Linked DNA regions of Homo sapiens: region 2 is linked to region 1. The links are chromatin loops, found by intact Hi-C in ENCODE. Cell type or tissue: left ventricle myocardium inferior. All regions are shown on one strand.

Region 1 (8,000 bases):
AGGCCTTTGGGTCACTGCCTAAGGAGGGACAGCTGTTAGTAAACAAAAGAGTTCTAAGCAGTATTGTCTTGTGTTATTTGTTTCAATGGTCCATCCTTCTCAATGTGCAAGGCAGGTTAGAAATAGGAATTAAAGACCTAGAGGTCTCAGCTTTCCCTCCCATAAATAATGCCCTAGGTGGGTCTATAGGCAGTCACTCTTCGAATCCTAACAGTAACACTACAGAAATTATCAAGTTATACCTAAAGGCGCAACTGATTAACTAAAAGCTGATGGGGTCAAGAAAATAACTAACTATAAACCTAAAAGATTGGGAGGTGTCCACTGGCTTTTTTCTGCAAGACTGCATTGTTTTAATAGGCTTGATTCCAGAAGACAATTGCACCACAAAAGGTGAGATCTTAACGTAGAATGCCCAGGTTCAGGCCTTTGCTTCCTGCCTCTAGGAAAGAGGCAACAAGCAAGATCTCTGCCAGAGTGGGTTCTCTCTCCATATGAGGGATTGAATAAAGGAATATTTGACAGGGCACCTCTGAGAAGTTACCAACCTCTGTTCACGAGGTTGTGCACTGACCAAAGAATGCCAATGGGGAGCATGCAGCCTGCTGGAGCAAACTGCTCCATACCGTGGGTCCATAACTAGTTCCCCAGAAGATCCAACCACCCTAGCTTTTTTCTTAGTTCTTCAAACATACACACAGGATTTTAAATATCTTGTTCTCTTTCCCTGTACTGCTCTTCCAGTGCACTGTGTGTCCTAGCAAATGCCACGTTCTACTTGAACTTAATTTCTAAACTTCTAAAAATGTATCCTGATTTAAAAGCATAAATTCAATGATGTGATTTTTTTAAAGCCGATCTCTTCCACCAAATCGCAAGCTCCATAAAGGCAGAGACCGTGTTTGGTTTTGCTCTGTGCTATATCCCTGGTGCCTAACACAATGCCTAACATATAGTGAGCATGCAATAAGTATTTGTTAAACAAATGAACAAAGGGATAAACAAAAGATTAGGTTGGTGCAAAAATAATTGCAGTTTTTGCCATTAAAAGCAATAAAGAAGAAGCCTTCAGACAGAGAGTCTGAAGTTTTTCCACTGACAGATTAGGGCAACCAGGGACCCACACATTATGACCTGTCATAGTGTTGCAGGTCACAGTACATACCTGCAATATGCCAGGTCCTACAAGCTTTAGACTGACCTATTTAAAATCGTTGTCTATTAATCAGTAAAGCTCAAAAATAAAATAAAACAAAACAAAATAGTTGTCTGCCCAGGCGCAATGTGCTGTGACAAAGGACCCTGCCTCTTTAGTTTTCTTTAGTATGAGACTTTGAGCTAGCCTACTTGGGCCCAGGTTCTTCATGTGCAAAATGCGTATAAAGGGAAATTCTGGTGAGAATTAAATCAGAGGATGCCAAAGTAGCTTTAAGTTTTGTTCCTGCCGCACAAGTGCCAAGGATTAAAATGATTACATATACACACATTTCCATCAGTATGTTTCTTAAACATCAGCAATCTGATTCAATTAACTTCTGGCAGTTTACCACAGGGAGGAGGCCGACGTTCCAATACAGAAGATGTCCATGGGAATTAAGATATCACCATCCTTCTAAACTACATTGAAGGAGGAAATTGTCTTGGGTTCAGCAAGCCAGATAGAACTTCTTAAATGACCCCTAGTTTTAGTTACTCTATATTGTCCATTTAATACCTAGCCTCTGATGCTTTAAAAAAAAAAAAAAAAGTCTATTTAAGCAACTGGCATGATGGCTTGTGCCTATAATCCCAACTACTAGGAAGACTGAGGTGAGAGGATTGCTTTAGCCCAGGAGTTCCAGACCAATGTGGGCAACATAGTGACTTTGTCTCAAAAAAAAAAAAAAAAACAGAAAGAAAGAAAGAAACTGACCAAACGTAAGTATCTCTAAGATTTTATTTTTCCATTTTCCCTATACACTAGCTGCTTTTTGTAATTTCATCTGCTAGAGACATTTGTTAAAAACACTGATTTGAAAAGATCATGTCCAAGATATTTTACTAGCACCAGCCCCTTTGATTGAGCACTGCACAGCTCCAGTAGATGCTGTTTGTATGGACTAAAATGGGAATGGAGCCTCCTGAAGATATGTAGTATGGTGGGCCTATGGTACTTTCAAAGGCTGCTTCTACGCTCCCTAAGTATCTACCAGTTTGACACACTAAAAGAAAACAAACACTATCTCTGGCCAGATAAAGTGTGAATAAGGCCACTAGCTAGATTTGATCAGATTCTCCTGCTCTGTTCCCTCCTTTGAAGATACCTCAGCAATCACCCTATCCACTCCTTCCATGCAACTGATGAGAGAGACCCACAATAGCAAGGCCAAGTCACCGGTATCATGAGGCACTGATGGCAAAGGCAGGAGAGGTGCTAAAAAACCCGAGGTTCTTCTCCAAACATTAACCATACCACCATGAGTTCTTATCTGTTCATCAGTGTGTCCATCCTGAAGCAGATAAAAATTGTCCTGCATTTATTAGATCTTAAATAAAAACTAAGCCTCATCCCATGGCGAAGGTCAAAAACTAGTAGCCGGAAGGCCAGATTTGGTGTGCAAATATCTGTACTTTGGCCTGGAGTGTTTTTAAAATCTGGACTTAAGGGGTCAGCATTTAAAAACCACACTTCTGGCTTCACTAGAAAAAAAATCACAGCATCCAGCCACACTGAATGTGCTTCCCATAAGGTATTGGTGCACTGGAACTGCCTTTAGGTAGGGAATGCATTTTCCAGTTAATACCATCCCTTCTAACCAGGGATATTTTTCAGCCCCAACTCACTTTACCACTCACATTTCTCCTGCCTGCCTCCTTCTATGCATTTGAATTAACGTAATCTCATTCATAAGGGCTCTTAAGTTGGCCCAAATGTCAGAAATTACAATGATGCAGAAGTGAGCTCACCATAAAGAATAGTTTCCTTAGAGTAAGCCGCTCTGGAAGTGATTTGTACCCTAGAGGTGTACAAGCTTCTTCTGCAGAAACTCTCTTTAACAGGAAGTTTGCAGAAGGGATTTTAAGTCCCAGATGGTGAGTGGAGAGGAACTAGCTACATGCCTGAATTTCTCAGAGCCTGTGATCTTGGACAGCTTTCCCAACTCCCACCATCTTCCCATGTTGCCTCATTTGTTGTGCACAAAGCATCTGGTTCTCGAATTCTCTGGCCAGCCTCCTTAGGCAAATTATCAGGAAACCATATCTGTGAGCACCAGACTCAGCAGGCATACTACTAGCAACTTCCCTGAGCTCCAGAGTACACTACCAGATTTCCCCTGCTCCAGCTCTAAGCAGCTCCAGATGCAGTTGGGCATGCATTTCCTGCCACCTGCTGGTTCCAATAAGAATAGCAAGCCTTTTACCAGTCATTCCTAGGGAATTTTTCTCCCAGACACAATATGAAATTGATAATCCTCTAGCTAGATGGGGCCTTCAATCCAAACCTCTACTCCTCCTACTCCCATGTTTAACAGATGAGAAAGGCAAAGAATAATTCACCCAAAGCAGCATAAAAAGTTAATTTGGTGCTTCCCCCTACGTAACTAGGTCCCAGTTTAAAATAAAAAATAAAAATAAAAATAGAACAACACCCCAGCTCCAGCAAGGGGAGATTTTCATTGAAATGCAATAGAGTCAGACTTAGACCCCCTTCTAAGTACTAGGTCCAGCAATTTGGCTGGCTCTCCCCAACTCCTCTCCTTGGCCCTGGCATTGAATCTTCTACTGTTGCCCTATTCATAGACAAGTACTTACTGAGCACCTGTTTGCCAGGCACTGTAGGTGGCACATCCTCTTCCTCCTCACTTTTGCAATGAAGATGTTGGACAAGATTCATTCATTTTCCAAGGATTTCTTCAGCATTTACCATATGTCTCAAACCCTTCTGGTGCTAAAAATACAACTCCATTTAAACAAACAACAACAACAAAAAAGGACACTAAAGCTGGTGAAGATATACAAGTAAACATTTGTTCAACAAACATATACCAAGTTTTGAGCTTATGAACCAGGGACTATGTTCATATGTTCAGTGTTGAGAGTGCAGTGAACATGACAGACTTTGCACGGAGCTTATAATCTAGTAAGAGACAGACGCTAATCAAGAAATTACCATACAATGTGATAAGAGCTTTAAAAAAAGACGGAGATATATACAGAGAGCTTATGGAGCACACAGCAGGAGCGGCTAGCCTATACTTGGGAGCTCAGAGAAGGCTTCTAAGGAAGAATTAGGTGAAAGAGGAGTTGGAGACAAGAGATGGGGTTCAGAGTGTGTTCTAGGCAGGGAGAACAACTTGCACAAAGGCCCAGAGTTCAAGAAAAGAACCATGACATTTTCAAATATAAGGAAATATTTCAGTGACTAAAGCATAGAACACCAGATAGAAATGGCACAAGATGAGACTGCAAAAGCAGGCAGGGTCCAGGTTCTAAGGCCTTGTTTATCATGTTCAGGATTTTAATTAACCTGAAGTCAGTGGCAGCCTATTAAAAGGTTCTAAGCAAAAGATGACCAAGATCTGTGTTATAACGACTCAGATGGGTTGGGTGGTGGGGGCAGATTGGAGGCTGTTGCAATGGTGGGCTGGACACAGTGGCTCACACCTGTAATCCCAGAACTTTGTGAAGCCGAGGCAGGAGGATCTCGAGGCCAGGAGTTCAAGACCAGACTGGGCAACATAGCGAGACCCCCATCTCTACAAACAAGATAAAACAAAACAAACAAATCAGAAGGTGGCCTACCCTACAGGAGAGATGGAGAGGCACCAGTGAATCCTATACTGAGTTTTTCTCTGTTGGCCCGGTCCTGCACAGGAACAAGCAGAAGACGGTGTTCTTTTCCTGAAAGCATTATCTAGTTGGGCAATGTGAGCTGATAAAACTTCCCAATGCCAACATTGAATCAACAGCTGAGACCAAAACATTAGACTCTCAATTCCTCCTCAGAGCTCACATGCAACGATAACAAAGCTGGACATGAGGAGAGCAGACAATAGTGCCTCCATGATTCAGACCAGGGCAAGACCACCATGACCTGGGAAAGAGATGAACTAGAAGGATCAGGGCAGCAGGCATTTTGGTAGTGAGCATAAGGAAGGGACGTGAGAAGGCACAAGAGAAAATGTACAAACCTGGAGGGCTGCAAAGTATCTGGTGGGGGAGAAGGAAAGCCTGGAAAGGTAAGTTGGAGCCAAATGATGAAGGGTCTTGAATGAAAACTTAGTAAAAATCCAGAGGTCTGTCTGAAGTTACAACTGCCAGGGATGTGGGAACGTAGAGGCAGGAAGAAGCTGTGGCTTCCCTGGCTTGTAGAACGGAAGTGAGGCCCAGAGCTCCTGCTCCATCCTGGCCCATAGCCATCCCCCTTACCACCCACTCCTGGGAGTTATTAACTGGGGAATGGGATGGGGAAGAGGGCAAGGAAGCAACAGAGGCAAAGCAGGGGATCTGTCCAAATTGTCCTCTGAATTTCTAACTAAAACCCAGTACAACCTTGAATATGTTCTCAATTATAACCTCTGATGGTCAAAAGAAACTTGTGGAGTAGTGGGGAGAATCTTATCCCCCAGGTAGAAGAAAAAATGAAATAAAAATCCCCGAGACTCACAGAAGGAAATTACTTGCCTATGGTCATACAACCAGCAATTGATAGAGCTGGGACTTGAACACAGGTCTCCAGACTCTAAACCACATTCCTATCCCCTGTTTTGCATCTGTTTCAGCAGGCAAGTGGCGCCCCTCTATAAGGCAGAACTCCCCAGCCAGCCAAAAAGCCTCCAGAAACCTAGAGTGATGCAGTCTGGAAAGCAGGGAGAACCAGATAGGCATGGCCTGGCCCCCAAGGGAGTGCCTTGCAGGGAGGGTGCCTAGCCCCTGTCTTATTTTAAGTAGAGCCCCATGTTGAATCTATTCCAGGAGGATGAAGCTGGAGAAGGCCGCTTTAACTTCTCTGCCTATGGGATGGGCCCAGCCTGTCTACAGGCCAAGGATGGCATCTCAGTCAAGGGCGCCAACAACAGTAACACCACCAACCCCCCTCCTGCACCATCTAAGTCCCCAGAGGAGATGCGAAAACTCTTCATCCAGAGGGCCAAGAAGATCGACAAAATATCCCGCATTGGCTTCCCCATGGCCTTCCTCATTTTCAACATGTTCTACTGGATCATCTACAAGATTGTCCGTAGAGAGGACGTCCACAACCAGTGAAGGGTCTGAAAGGTTGGGGGAGGCTGGGAGAGGGGAACGTGGGAATAGCACAGGAATCTGAGAGACTAAGGAAGAGAAGGGGAACGGAGGGAGGGGGCACACTTACACAACTCTCTCTGCAATATGTGCAATAGCAAAATGCAGTGATGCATGAATTTTACAATGTGGCACTATTTAACCTCAGATGGGCTGTGGGCGGGGGGTCAGGAGGGACTTTTCTAATACAGCAACTGAGGGCTGGGAGGAAAGGAGGGGGTAAGGGCAGGGGGTGGGGGATTGGGGAAATAATAGCTTTCAAAAATCTGTCCATGGGCTGTGCAGTTTTCCTGTTTGGAAGGAGAGCGCAGTCTGCCCCAGAGCAGAAAGAAAGTAATGTAATATATGATATATATTCATGCTTAATATTAATGCAAAACCCCAAAAACAAAAGATTTGTTTCTTAACCTATCAGCCTAGTAACTGCTTAAATTTTTAAAGTCACGGAAGTAACGGACAATTTTTCCCAGAGTGGAAACAGTCACAAATAAGCTTGCTCTGGTGTATGTCCCATATCATACCCCTCCAAACGCCATACCTGTCTTCAAACTGACCCAGGCGGACACATGCCAAAAAGCCATTTTGCCTCTGCTTCAAGAGGGCTGTGTGGTATGGGAATGGGTAGTGGAAATGGGGACAGGTAGAGAGACGAGAAGGGAGTGACTAAAGAGACGGACATTTCAGAGGCCAAGGATTGAGAATGTAGGTAACCCCAGCTCAACCCTCACATCTCAAGGCTGAGGACCACAATTGCCCCTCTCTGAGCCCTCTTGCTTCTGTGCTTCAACAACGCCCCACTCACCCTTCACCAGCACCCAGAAATGGCCAATGTGGTTTTCTCATTATATTGCCAATATGCAATCTTTTTTATGGTTAAAAAAAGTAATAATCTTGAAAGATAATATGCAGATAGACTGAGTGTAAACAGGTACTTTTTTCAAATGACTATTTTTTTGGAGAGTCTCTTTGGAACTGCAACTGAGTGCATGTTTGGGAAGGTGGGGTCAGTGGTGTGAAATATATTTATTATCTAGTGGTTCTACAGAGTAAAGTTTTAAGAGGTGAAAGGGCAGTGTTGAGTCTACTGCCGATTAGGTATAAATGGGTGGAGAGAGATGGTAATGTGGTAATGTTTAGAAAATGTTTGTTATATTTTGACATATCATATATCATAATGTGCAAAGTTTGGGGGGCTGACCCCGTTATATTTTTGTAAGTCTGTTTTTTTTCCTTTTAGGTGCTTTAACATTTAGGAAAGTTAGACAAGTATTTCTCTTTCCTTTTAATTCTGAAGTGCCAGAATTGTCCTGGGACAGGTAGGGCACTCCAGAAAAAAAGAAGGACCAGCAGACGAATTTAGTTTGGGGGTGGGGTGGGTGGGCATGGTCCTACTGACAGAAATGGATATCACAGATGGGAGGTCTGCAAGGTGGAGACAGCAGGCCTCTCTGTCCAATGTCAACAGCACTATGCCTGAAATAATGGCACCATTGTCTGAAGCATTTTCCCTGCTTTGGCCCATGGCCAGAGTACTGGGGTTCCATTTCTTTCTTTGCACTTTAGTGTCTGAGCTTTGGATCAAAGGTGTATGTAGAATGTTGAGATAGCTGACAATCAGTTTGTACTGAGGCCTGGGGTTTCACATGTGTCTTTTAAAAATCTCCAACTTAAGGCAGGATGGAGGAGGAGTGGTAAGCAGAGAAGAGACACTGGAAGCC
Region 2 (8,000 bases), 440 kb before region 1:
CATTGCTCTGGGCTTGGAGACTCTGTGTTCTGCTGAAATGAGGGGGAGAAGCCATTTTCTTTGACTCGGCCCAACACAAAGCTCATCATCCCTTACTTACACTTGTTTTGCTTTGGAATTTAGAGAATTGACAGAAGCCAAGCTGATTAGACACAGAACTTTGTACAGACAAAAACTAAAAAACAATTAAGTCTGACTTTCTCTAGTCTACCCACACATGTGTCTGTAAGAGTCAACAACAATCAAAGAAGGAAAGAAATTACTAAAGATGTACCACAGTGCCCCTTGGTATTTAAAATGCCATCTGAACAGATTGTTAATGGTTTTCAAAAGATGCCTTGGCACCTCCCCAGAAATACTGAATCATAATCACAAGGGGAAACAGAGGAGAAATGATCTATATTTTCAAACTAGCTGTCCAGATAATTCTGATGCAGGACTAGATTTAAGAATCTCTGCTTGGGACCATAATTCCTCACACAATCACACATAGGGAAAGCAATGATGCTATTCTGGGTTCATCTTACCCAATATTCAGGCTCTCAGTGCAGAACAAAGAGCCATGATCCAAGGAGCATAGCTGTTATCTTTCCTGACATTGACCTCAAACAACATTGAAACAATTAATAATCACCTAGCACCTAATATGTGCCAGGGACTTTTACATATATTATTTTGTTTCAGTCAAAGGTTAATGCCACTTAAATATTTAAAAATTCAATATATAGAGATATTACTCTTAGAATTGTTTAAGAACAACAACATTACAGGTAATTGGATCACACCATTTTGTTCACACTTCAACTTGGATGAGGATGTAAAATGAATTTATTTTTCCTGTAACTGAACTTTCATTTGTCTATAACCTTCATCTGACAGTTGGTAGAAAAATAAACTAAAGGACCAATCTAGTTTAAATCCAGTCTGTTCTTATTATCTGCATGGTCATTTTAGGCGATGTCAGTCTCGTTTGAATAAAAATGGCTTAATCTCTCATATAACCTCTCTCCGCTTCTCCATGAAGATAAATTCTGGGTACAAAGGTGATGAGAGGGATATATGGCTTACAAGCATTTGTGGTGGTATATAGGGTAGTGGGATGGCCTCCTGCCCACTCTGGTCCAGGGAGCACCTCCCTTGGCCACCTGGTTGCTGCTTGCCCCTCTGGCCTTCATGGTAAAATGGAAGCTGGCCTGACATACATTGTCATTTGTTCTCCTGCCTCAACTAGTATACAGAACTGGGGTTACCTGAGCTTCATCTTGCCTACTGCTAGCACCACAGACTTCTCTAAGGTTTGGCTGGAATTCCACTCACCCTACCTGGTGGGTCTGACCTGCAGTCTTTACTGCAGTGCCAGTTTGTCCCAGCCACTGAAACCCACTCTGGCAAGATCCCCAAGCACACTCTCAGGTTGCTTCCAAGTCCAGCCTCCACCACACTGGACTAGGAGTTTCATCCTGTGCCTTAGGCTGGGGAAGAAGCAATCAGCGTTGTCTCAATTTGTCTAATGAGCCTCCTGTGCCAAAGCCGAGATGAGAAAAATAGGACCATGTGTCTTTGTTCTGTTCTCCTGCTCTCTTCTCTTTTCTTCTGATTCCCACTATCTTTGAAGCCGGAAAAGGATAGGCTCTTCCACTTGGCCTTCCTGTGGAGACCTCTGGCTCAGATAAAGCATGCCGTTGATATGCTAAACAGGCAGCTAAAAGAATTGAGGCAACCCTCTCTCCAGACTACAGCCTGGTTATTTGTGGATGTTCCCTTTGGTCTGTATCCATTCTCTGGCATTCCTAATCTCCCTCTTCCTTCCTTTAAGCAATAGACTCCTCTAATCATCTAGGGCAAAGCCCAGGTAATTAGGAAGACAAAAGATAAAAATATAAATGATTTTTTAAAACTGTTATCCCATTAAATATGTGTGGGTGACCTTTATTATTTTCAAAAGCAGTTTTACTTTGTCAGGAAGGCAAAATGGATCTTCTTATCTGCATTTTACAGAAGACACTGAGGCACAAATTGTCATACGATTAGTAAATGGTCTATAATATTGCCCCTTTGTTTATCCCTTGAGCCATCTTCTTTTTATGATACATATTTCTTTTCTAGATTTAGTGATTTGTTTAGCCAATGCTGCTTCCTCAAGTAATGAGTCCCTTTAGATAGGACCAAGTACTACATGGATAGTCCCATTATTTTTCCTACTGACTCACACCCTACTGCCATAAAAGGCCCAAGTCAGACATCACTTCTCCCACATCACTCTCATTACCTTGCTGTACTTCGAGATTATTTTTAACCCGTCGTTCAAACAGCATCATTTGACCCACGATCCAATGTAGCAATGTCTTGTGTTCCTTTCTTGCTTATCTATCGTCTGTGCGTATCTGCTCTCGACTGGTCTGTCAGCTGTTCTGCAAGCTCTTTGAAGGCAGGGACTGTGCTTTATAAAGTCCACTCCAGCGGTTAAGACAAGAGAGATTCTGAGGCTAGACTGCAGATTCAAATCTCGTTCCTGTGCATGTTACTTAACATCTCTGAGCCCTTATCCCCCTACCTCCCATCTATAAAATAGACATAATAAAATGCCTGCTCACAGGGTTTTATTGTGAGGATTAAATAAATATACTTACAGCATTTAGAACAGTATAGGCACATAAGTGCTATATGCCTGTTAGATATTTTTATTCTATTCTCCTTAGCACATAAGACTTAGTTCAAAGCTGATACTTGTTAGTGCTCCTAAGTTGAACCATTTTCTAATAAGATTATTTTTTAGTATTTTTTTAAATAAAATTGCTGAGATACAAACCTAAATTTGTCACCAATAAAATCCTTCAGCTAAATGAGTTTATGAGAGTCTAAGAAATAATTTTGTCACAAAAATAGATACTGCCCCAAGTGCCACATCTCACACACACAAAAAGACAATGATAAGGATGACAATTTTCATCATATTCTGACATCTCTAGATTACACAAAGAAAGTGTTTTCTTGACTTTATCCCCTTTAAGCATCACCATACCTCTGAGAGGTTAGTAAATCAAGGACTAGGGCTTTCATTATACAGGTGGCGAAACTGAGGTATAGGAAGTCAAGTGGTTGAACCACATCACTGAGAAAGTTATCAAGAGAGGCGCGGCGGAACTCAGAACTCTCCTACCCCTAGATGCACATCAGTGCCCCGGGCCAGCCAGTAACAAAACACTTTAATGACCATCGGCTCACCTGATCCTCATAGAAACTCCCTGAGCTTCTCAAGAAAGGCATTATCATCCCTATTTTGCAGGCAAGGGCACTGTAGTTGTGGAGGCTAAAAAATGGCAGAGCCTGGGCTATAGCCCAAGCCTTCTGATCCAGAACGTCATGTTCCTTTATCTCCTCATAGCACCCAGCAACGCTGTGCAGTAAGGCAGGGGAGGCTCTGCAGCCTGTTGCTTCCAAGATCTGTTGTGGCCTCGGACCGACTTTGGTCTGGATCCCATCTTGACGCGTACTAGCTGTGTCACCTTAGTAAAGTTGTGGGTCTTTCTGGGCCTCTGTTTCCTTATCAGTAAGATGAAGATAATACTAGCACTTTCCTTATGAGGTGGAAAAGAGAATTAAACTGGATAGTCTACATGGATGCTGTCTGCACAGTATCTGGCAACTAGTAAGAACTCAGTCAATAAGACTGTGGAAAATACCTACTCCTCACTCATCCCATTTTGACGTGCAGGAACTTCAGCTACACCAACATTCCTGGCTTCTCTTCCCATTCTCACTCACATTCCCCATGGGAGAGGAGAGATTTATCAGAGTGACCGAGATCTGCTCTCGGTCATGCATTAGGTGCAACAAAGAAGGGCTGAAAACCTCTTAGGCACAGTATTAACATATGCCTTGTTGCCTCATCCCTAAGCCAAATCCTCCAACCTCATATTCATCAATAATGGACCTGATATTTTGATATCGATTGTTCTGATTCTTATATCTGTCTCTTCATTGGCTTTGGACTTAGAGAAAGATGTAGGTACCATCTACTGATTCCCTAAAAGCCAAACTAATATTAGCTGCTGCTATGATCATTAATATATAAAAATTGTTTCCAAGCAGAATTGTCAAAGGTCTCCAGCTTTTTGCTTTACATCAGATGGCTAGCGTGGCTCTAAAAGGTTTGGCTGCTACATTTCAGCAGCAATCAATGGTCTGCAGCACCGGAAGTCAGATACGAACCAAACCTTCGTCTCTAACACATCCCAATCTTAAACCTTAGGAATGTGTTGAAGACAAAGCTGACTAGAGACATTGTCTTAGGGCCTTTTTCTGTGAATGAGCCACTGTGGTTAGGAACCAAAGTCCAGCTAAATCTCGGTCATGTTCTCAATGTTCTGCTGGGTGGGTTTCACCTTGGGTGTCCCCAGAACTTTGTCAGAGCAGATGGGGAATTCTAGGAGGGTGACTAGACGTTCAGTCTATTTTGGTTCTCCAATTCTCCAGCAGCCTGGTGTCTGAGCTGAGAGAAATGGGTTGTTTCAGAGTACAAGAGAGTGCCAGTGGCAAGGGCTTCCACATGTCTATTTCTGGCTGTCCCCTGATGCTGTGTCATTGGAGGAGCTGTGACATCACAGCCTCTGCCTTTTTCCAAGGCCTGACACTATAGGTGACTCACAAAAAATGTCTGCTGTGGATGCCAGCCTGGCTCAATACACACAGCCAGAGAGAGTCACACAGAGTGACTTGTGCTGGGGTTGGGTAGGGGCAGGAAGGTAATCATAATATCAGGACTAGCAGTGACCTTAATTGCCCTCTAGTAAAAACTTCAAAAAAAGCCTGAGCCCTTGGCCACAACATTCCTATAAGTGGACCTCTATGCTCTGTTTGTACATCTCCAAGGATGTTGAACTCATTACCTCCCAAGCTACTTGTAACAGGATGATTTAAGCCCCAAGTAACAGTATATTTAGGCAAACTTTTCAAACTTCTCAGTTAACAACAAGCCTACAGGGAAGTGACACCTGAGTTGGTTAGGGGCTCAAAAGAGTCACCAAGGACCAAGGTCCTTTCTACCTTGTTGGAAATCGGTGATGGTTTTCCTCATTGGATCAAGTATCTTTGTCCCATATATACTATCAAAAGCAAGATGAAAATTGATGCACACAGGGGGCTTTTCCTCATATCTTCCCCTTTTAGTAAAAGTAGAAAACCATCCCCAAACTCCAGGAAACTTCCCCCAGTACCTCACTGGTCAGAACAAGATTGTATGCTCATCCCTCCACCAATCATTCACAGACGAGCAGAGGATTGCTGCAAGTCGCCTTGGCCAATTGAAAATCATGCCTTGGAGACGGATCCACTGCTCTCTGAACAAAGAATAGTTTTATAAGCAAAGAGGAATGGAAAACAGCTATTTTATATATAGGCGACCAACCATGCTTGCACAGTAGCTCAATTCCCTGCTGAACTATTTTAAAATTCTTTATAATACTGAGCTGAAAACTGCTTATTAATGATATATCTCCCTAGCCATTGATTCTAGATCTACTCTGATGGCTCACACAAAATAAACACAATATGTTTCCATATGGTAACTTAAAACATATCTGAAAACTGACCATTCTATCAACATGTCCAGTTTTTTCAATCCTTCAGCATAGTACAGAACTCTAGAGGCAGACTGGCTGGGTTCAACTCCCAGTTCTGCTAGGTGGCCCTGGGAAAGTTACTTTAATCTCTTTGTACCAGATTCCTCATCTGGTACAAAGGACCAGCTAGACGGTCCTGGGAAAGTTACTTTAACCTCTTTGTACCAGATTCCTCACCTGAACAATAAATACAATAGCAGTGCTTACCTCATAGAGCAGTTATAAGGATTAAATAAGTTAATATATATGAAACACTTAGAACAGTACCTGGCACAAAGTTGGTACATTTAAGTGCCCACTATTACATAATAATTCAACATTTTTGGTTGCTTTCTGCTTTCTTCTGTCAGCATTCCATTTATCTGCATCTCTGTCAAGAAGTTGAAGCAGGGCTTTAAATCTAGATTTCTCCATACCCTATATTTTATTCTCAGTAATTCAATATGCCTTCATATTTTCAACCTGCATTTGTGCAGTTGATTTTTTTGAACTTCAATGAGAGCCTTACATTTAACTCTATTTCATTTCATTGAAACACAACAGAGCTGAAATATGCCTATCACTCCAGGAAGGAGAGGTAGAGTGTCAAAACCTTAAATTCACCAGGCTAGACTGTTTTCCTCTCTAATGTTGCTTTCCTCATCCTCTCCACTTCTACCACATGGATTTCTCCCATTACTAAGCCTGGTCTAAGAGCCTCATATCAACTCTGTGAGCTTAGGACAGGGCTATGGGATGAATTCTGTTCCCCTGGCTCCCTATCCCTGCCAAATTCATATGTTGAAGTTCTAAACCCAGTATCCCAGAATGTAACTATATTTGGAGATAAGTTTTTTAAAGGGGTGATTAAATTAAAATGAGGTCATTAGTGAGGACCCTAATCCAATCTGACTGGTGTCCTTATAAGAGGGGGAAGTTTGAACACGCAAAGACACACCGGGGCACACACTGCACAGAGGAAAGATCAGGTGAGGACACAGCAAGGAGGCAGCCACCTCTGCAAGCCAAGGAACACTGCTGCAGAATGAAATCAATTCTGCCAACACCTTGATCTTGCACTTCCAGCCTCCAGAACTATGAAAATAAGCTTCTGTTGTATAGGCCACCCCAGTCTATGGTTTTTTACCCCTAGGAAACTAATACAGGCAGCCTGAGCTGGTTTCTTTTGCTTGCAATTAAGAACACTGCTTAAAATGTACCACTCATTCATCCTTTTCCACCTCCACCACCACTATGATCACCTTCTTCACTCTCCCTGTGTCTACCTCTTCTTTAATTATCCAGAGCAATCTTAATAGTCATTTATCTGCCTGGCCATACTTGCTTTACCAATCAGGGTGCCCTCATGGTCCATACTAATGCAAGTGTGGCTCTCAGAAAATCTACAATAGAGTCATTAGGAGGAAGGATTTAAAGTACACAGTCCTGGGCCCTATCAGGCCAATGGAAAGGCACTAGATTAGAAAGCTTCCCAGGGATTTTGTATCCACCTTTTGAAATACCTTTCTGTTACTAACAATTTGTTACTTTCATGGCTGGCTTCAAAAATCACTAATTGAAATAATGAGAGAAAAACTTGCCATGAGGACTTGAAAAAGTCATTTTTTCTTTCTGGACCTCAGTGTTACCTTTAGTATAATGAGGGAGGTAAAGCCTAAGATCCCTTAGGTTTAGCACATTTAGGTCAGAAATAGGCATCATAGCAGGTTGATACTGATGAATTTTCAAATCTCAAAACAAATTAAGATAGCACTCTTTCAGGTAAGGAGTAGTGCAGACAAATAGTCTAGAGAAATAAGAATCTAGACCAGACAGAGGAAAACATTGGCCAATGGTCAGGCAAGAGGGTGAAAAGACAAAGTGTGGTTGATGGTCAGGCAGTCCCTTATAGAGCGAGTAACACCTCTAAGGCCTGCTACTCCAGGAAGCCCACCTAGACTAAATAATGCAGCAGGGTGATCCTCCTGTTTCCGATGCGGTGACCTAGGAGTGACCAAACAGAAGAAGAGGACCACAAGGCTATGGGGCTGCCTTTGATCACAAACATCTGGGAATAAAGGCAGACGGAGGAGAGAGACTGTTTGTGCTAAAGAGGACTCAGCTGACCTGACCAGCTGGACAAACATTAGCTCTGATACCCAAGTGTCCCCCAGTGACTAAGAGTGCAGCCAAGCTCTGGAAATTAGTTCTTCCTTCCCTTTGCATGAAAAATTGGCCAAGGGTCTGTCTAATGGGGTGAGGGAGGAGTGGAATGGAGTGGACAGAAAGGGATGGAAGGGAGAAGATAGGATGGAGGTGGGGATGGGGAATTGAGAGGGAAAAAAACAGCCCTGGGAAAAATCACCCTCCCTAGGTCAGTCAGCTGTGCTATCAGAGGCT

What was found. A loop is a pair of places that touch in the nucleus more often than their neighbours do. Peaks named below come from ENCODE experiments on the same cell type or tissue, not always from the same donor. Only the 100,000 strongest peaks of a DNase experiment are listed, where the experiment ranks them.
Region 2: it touches region 1 in a loop (4-fold over the local background); 57 of 110 quality-filtered maps call a loop at or near these places.

Annotation. Positions count from the first base shown.
Region 1 is chr5:151,820,919-151,828,918 of GRCh38, reverse strand. GLRA1 (glycine receptor alpha 1) reads left to right here. Exons shown (of 9, transcript NM_000171.4): 9 at 5,956-6,406. The coding sequence ends at 6,246. Among named protein-coding and RNA genes, the nearest start is that of G3BP1, 53 kb to the right of the region's middle. RefSeq lists a silencer at 7,617-7,911 and an enhancer at 7,617-7,911. In left ventricle myocardium inferior, a CTCF peak has its summit at 3,373 (motif pointing left); a DNase peak (open chromatin) is centred at 3,328.
Region 2 is chr5:152,256,530-152,264,529 of GRCh38, reverse strand. All of the region lies in intron 1 of LINC01933 (long intergenic non-protein coding RNA 1933), which reads right to left. Among named protein-coding and RNA genes, the nearest start is that of NMUR2, 140 kb to the left of the region's middle. In left ventricle myocardium inferior, no CTCF peak of the experiment used is centred here; a DNase peak (open chromatin) is centred at 4,629.